2 separate regions of the Homo sapiens genome follow, and region 2 is linked to region 1. Evidence: chromatin contacts called from ENCODE Hi-C data. All regions are on one chromosome and are shown on one strand. Each heading gives the region's core, a stretch centred on a gene start or an enhancer-like site at or near the end of the contact. The rest is flanking DNA. Distances are from core to core; before and after follow the strand shown.

Region 1 (2,700 bases), core at 176-2,675:
AAGGCCAGGCGTGGTGATTCATACCTGCAATCCCGGCATTTCAGGAGGCCATGTTGGGAGGATCGCTTGAGCCCAGGAATTGGAGACCAGCCTGGGCAACACAGGGAGACCCCATCTCTATTAAAAAGGTTTTTTTAATTAGCCAGGCATGGTGGCACATGCCTGTAGTCCCGGCTGCTCAGGAGGCTGAGGTAGGAACTCACTTGAATTTGGGAGGATTGCTTGAGGCCCAGAGGTAGCCTTCAGTGAACCATGATTGTGCCACTGCACTTCAGCCTAGGTGACAGAGCAAGACCTCATCTCAAAAAAACAAGAACAAAACCCAAAGACAGGAAGCCCAATAGAAAACTACACAAAGAGCTTAAATTGCAATTCAAAGCACTGGAAACCTGAATGGATACCAAATATATAAAGAGATACTTAAATGTATTAGAAATCAGGAAAATTCAAAGTAAAATAGTAAGATGCCACTTTACGCCTTACCAGTTTGGCAAAATTCTGAACGTTGGACATATCAACAGGGTGACAAATAAACAAGAATTCTCACGTACTGATTGACGATAGAGGCATAAACTGGTCAAGTCATTCTGGAGAGTAACTGGCAGTCAAATTAAGTATGCATACATCCTATGACCCAACAATCTACACCTGGGAAAATAACCCCAACGTGACCTTTGCACAAGTCCCTAAGGTTGTGCAATAAGTCTGTTTACTGCCATACTGATTATTATGATTTGATTAGGGCATCAAGTCAACCGCAAAGTTTATCAGTAGAAAATGAATCTATAAACTGTGGTGGATGCATACGATGCACCACGATGTAACAGTGGGAAGCAATGAACTGGATACAGGAACAGCAACACAGATGGATCTTAAAAAGCACCGACTGAGTTATATGAAACAGAACAAGGTCTAGTGCATAACACCATTTATGTAACTTAAAAAGAAATTAACACACAAATTAACTCTATTTGTTTTACAAGGAAATGCAAATCCAAAGATGCATATCAAACTCATCACAGACTGGCTCAGAAGGAAGGAAAAGGTGGGGAGAGGCAGTGGGAAATGAGGGGAAAGGGAATAATACAGACATTCATAAATATACAGACATAAAAACAAAAGATCAGCTGTCCATGGCCCAACAATGAAAATGTACTTTGAAATGACGATTATGATTAATCAACCCTTTCCGTTTGAGATTCTCAAAAAAAAAAAATACAAAAAATAAAGTAAAATAAGTACAGGAACAAATCAATCATGGCAATCTCTCTGCTGCATGAAATCCCTGCATGAAATCCTCTGAAAACATCTGTTTTTCAGAGCTCTGTGCCTTACAGAGACCTTTCCCATCTAAGCAAGTTTAGACTCTCGACGAGGAGGTGGAAGAGGTCTAAGACAGATGTTTGAAACACTCATCCCCCCTGTCAGTCATTTCCAGGTGACTCACAGCTGCATCATTCTCCCTGTCAGTTAGAAGTAACTTGTTCCCAGAGATGTGTCATAGCCCGACAATAGAAAATACTTGAGAAAATAAATATTATTAAAGCTAGTGATACTTTTTCACCTGGCATCCTAAGGGAGTCAAGGTCTTCTGCAAATAAATGTTAACATAAAAAGAAAGCTGTCCCTTCAAATGCTCAAGCTAATTTTAATCATTTTGCATAAAAATCTTTATTAAAATGTATCACATATTTCTGTGACTTCTATTACAGAGAATACTGGGGGAAAGCATAATCTTGTTCCATGACTTCAGCATTTCAAAATTTTGAACATCCATTATTTTACCTTCTATTTTTCTGATATTCTGTCACCTCTCCATGTCCAGTTGCCACTTCTGTTGTAACTGTAGCTGCTTCTAAAAATAACCCAACTCTGTCCCTTTCTACCTGGTGGTCTCTGTCCGGGCTGGGAAAACAGACTCTCAGTGGTGTTAAGGACTGGAAGTTTAATAAAAGTGATAAGGCTCTGAGTGAGAAACTAAAAAGTAAAATGCATGGCTTTAGACCAGAGTCTTTTGATAGCTACTTCAGATAGACTAGGGACGCTTTCCTCCTGGATTCTACAGGCTGTGTTACAGAGAGGAAGACTGTACAATACTGATGCCTAGGTGTAATAGATACACAGGCTGTTCCCAGCACTCTGGTTTTCTGCCTTCAGGTGGATGAAGCCATAATTAAATTTGTCTCTGGAGATATGCAACCTGGAATTTGCAGCAAGATAAAAACACTGCTTTTGTTTTAGGATATGAAGGTTCTGCTGTTGGAATTTTTAACTAGTTCATCAATCAGGAATAATCAAAGTAACCTAGAGTTTTCTAAATATATCATATTGATGTGTGCATTCATTAGAAACTGGCTCTCCCCCATCATAGTACTGTCCTGAGATCTTCCCAACTAAAACATAAACTCCTCATGGGCAAGACTAAATCTTACTTTTTATTGACTGACATAAAGTGAATGTTTGATGAATAAAATAAATCATGAATGAATGAGTATATGTGAGATGAGTGGGACTGGGTTTTTTTTCTAATCGTTTTTGGAGTACAGGTGGCTTTTGGTTACATGGATAAGTTACTTAGTTGTGATTTCTGAGATTTTAGTGTACCCATTACCCAGCAGTATACATGGTACCGAATATGTAGCCTTTTATCCATCCCCCAAATCTTCCCCCAAACCGAGACCCCAAAATTCATTAATATCA
Region 2 (2,700 bases), core at 124-2,623, 500 kb after region 1:
CAGGAGGCCCCCAAGCCAAAATTAGCAGAAGGAGGTGGGGCACATTTTCACGGGGCTGGTGGATGTTGAGATGGAGTCAGTCATTTTCACTGTAATTCCCTTAGAGGAAGGGCATTCCTACCACGAGGCCATCAGATCTGAGAGGGCTGAATTAAAAGGTCCAAGGAAACTGAAAAGTTCCAGCCCCTCATTTATAAGTGGGGAAAGTGAAGCCTGGGAAGCTGGTGACCACCCCCAACTCCCTCTCCTTCCGCTGATGCAGTGGCAGACACATTCTCCTCTGGCTATGGTGGAGTAAGACCCACAGCTGTCACCAGTGTCAGGGCTGGGAAATCACCACCTAGGAAATGCATCAGAAGTGCTGCAGGTGGCTCCAGAAGTTCCAGTGGCCTCCAGGAAGGATAGTCCCAAGCAGGTGTGTGAAATGGGAGGGTAAGTGTGGTCAGTAGTGGCCTGCATGGGGATGTCATTCACATGCAATTTGCATTAGTTCCTGTACTCCTGTGCTGTCTGTCCTCAGATGTCCATGTTGGCCTTTTCTGTGCAACTAGCAGTTGAAATGAGAGGGAAGAAGGAAGTGAATGACCAGTGATAAGAGGAAAAGAGAAATCAATTTCACCAACCCAGATCCCCAGTGATTTTTTATCCCATGGGGTGCCATGTTCCTCTGACTGTCTACTTTAGCACAAACTATGGCTACCCGCAGAATGGCCTTTTCTTTAGTATTCTTCATTTGCCCGAAAAGCTTCTTATCTTTAGCTTCTTGTCCCAACCCTCTTCCCGGATGATAGAAGAACTAGGAAAAGAGAATTTTTAGGTGGGCAGGGGTCTGGGGGTGGTTGTGGGACAGGGGCAGTGTGAGGTCAGAGGCATCAGAAACCATCCTGCTGAGACTGGCTACCCCACCTCATACAGAGTAACCCAGGTTAAGTGAGACGGTGCATGCACGTTGAACCAGAGAGACTTCATGGCATCCTCCAGCCCAAGGTGGCTTCCGGTCCGAGGTGGGGTCGGTTCGCGCGAGGAGCGCACAGCAGAGGACATGGGCTGTGCGCTCAGAGGAGGAGCTGGCTGTCCCTGGAGGACGTCCTTCTGAGTCAGTAGGTGAGTCCTGCTGCAGAAGGAGCCACTGCTTCTGACGCGTGCCTTGCACTTCGACCGTAGCAGGCCATGATCCTCCTCAGTGTGGACTTTCCTTCTGTTGCAAGAGGGAGGCCTGGTGGGACTCTGAAACCTGGCCTGAACCCCTCATCTCAGTGGCCGAAGCCCCCCAGGCCTGAAGCTGTGGTGACGCTCTGGACCACCATGTGGGTCCTGGCATTGTGACCTCAGCTGTTCCGTACACAAAGGGGTGGTCACCCTGCCCTCACCTTGACCTGTAAGTTGCCTAGGACAGTGGCCTGGTCCCAGGGGCTGTTGTGGGGAGTTGAAGAACACCCTGGCCTCCTCCATCATGTCGGCCAAGAGGGCAGAATTGAAGAAAACACATCTGGTAAAAGAGAGACATTGCTGGACAGTGTGGGTCCTCTCTGAGCTCCTACTGAATGGAGATGGTGTCGGGGCAAGGGATACAGAGAATGCTCGCATGAATCTCTGGTTTTTCTTTCTCTGTACTGAGCATAAAGCAGCCTCTCAGTCTGGAAGGGGTGTGGGATTAATCCCTAGCCTTGGGGGTGGGAAGGAAAGAGGCCTCTGCTGCCTCCCTCTGGGGATGAGGAGCACTGCCAAGGGAGCACTCCCTACTCCAAGACCACTCATGGTTCCACGGCCCATGCCAGGCCTGCCAGGCCCACATCTAACCAGCAGGGCTAAGGCTCAGAATAACCTTATTAGATAAATATAATCATCACGTCGATTTTATAGATGAGGAAATGGGGGCTCAGAGAGGCTAAGCAACTCACCCAAAATAACAGAGATAGTAGAGAGGTCAGCTGAGACTATAGTGCAAATCTGCCTATGGCCAAAGCCCTTGCTCTGGAAACAACACTTCCGGGGCTTGCTTCTAGTTATCTTAAAGTGCTTTCTCCACGCTGGCGCCTCCAGCAGGGAGAGGGCTGCCTGCCAAATAGGCAGACACACGCCCATAGGAAGAGGACAGCACGACAAGATGTGATTTGTTAGGAATCGGATCCGGGTGCTGCGGGGTCTGTGAGCCTGAGCTCAAGCCAGTTGGACAGGCAGGGTTGCATGGTTGTGGGGGGCAGGGGGCAGGGTTCCCGTGCAAGGGCCAGATGTTCTCCTCCCCAATCCTGATGTCTGCCAGCCTGAATCTCAGTCTCCTCTTTTTGCAGAGCAAGAACTACAAGGCAGTTTGCCTGGAATTGAAGCCAGAGCCGACCAAAGTAAGAAGCCCTTTTGAGGCCATGCAGGCAGCCAGGCCTGAGATCCATGGGGAAGTGACCAGGAGTCAGGGGTCATTTGCTGATCCTAGTGGCCAAGATTTGTCCCAGGTGCTGGGGGATGCACTGAGAGTTCTTGCTCTCATAGAACTTCACACTGTAACCAATCAGATACATAAACGAACAAGGACTCATTCAGCAGTGTTACCTGCTCTGCTGGGAATCAAGACAGGGAGACATGTCTGAGTGGCTGCCGTGGAGTGGGTGGTAGGGAAAGGCCTTCCTTTGAGCTGAGAGCTGAAGGACAAGACTCTGGCTTTGCAAAGGCAGAGTAAGAGCCTTCTAGGCAGAGGAGGCAGCA

Evidence for each region. Hi-C counts contacts between places; a loop is a spot of excess contacts on that map.
Region 2: a map of vagina shows a loop between it and region 1 (4-fold over the local background). The contact joins the promoter of TEX35 here to the enhancer-like site in region 1. A Hi-C loop is called at or near these places in 3 of 168 maps with a recorded cell type or tissue (IMR-90, chondrocyte and vagina).

Annotation. Positions count from the first base shown.
Region 1 is chr1:178,010,191-178,012,890 of GRCh38, forward strand. The region is part of intron 7 of CRYZL2P-SEC16B (CRYZL2P-SEC16B readthrough); the gene reads right to left. It also overlaps the pseudogene CRYZL2P. Among named protein-coding and RNA genes, the nearest start is that of CRYZL2P-SEC16B, 26 kb to the right of the region's middle. RefSeq lists a silencer at 1,291-1,491. Within about 2 kb of position 1,426, at least 2 of the 41 ENCODE cell types and tissues checked have a DNase peak (open chromatin) inside an H3K27ac peak, as active enhancers do.
Region 2 is chr1:178,511,736-178,514,435 of GRCh38, forward strand. TEX35 (testis expressed 35) reads left to right here and starts at 1,374. Exons shown (of 9, transcript NM_032126.5): 1 at 1,374-1,492; 2 at 2,292-2,342. The coding sequence starts at 1,454. It overlaps LOC101928866 (a long non-coding RNA gene), which reads right to left and starts at 1,315. Exons shown (of 6, transcript XR_001738307.2): 1 at 907-1,315; 2 at 341-547.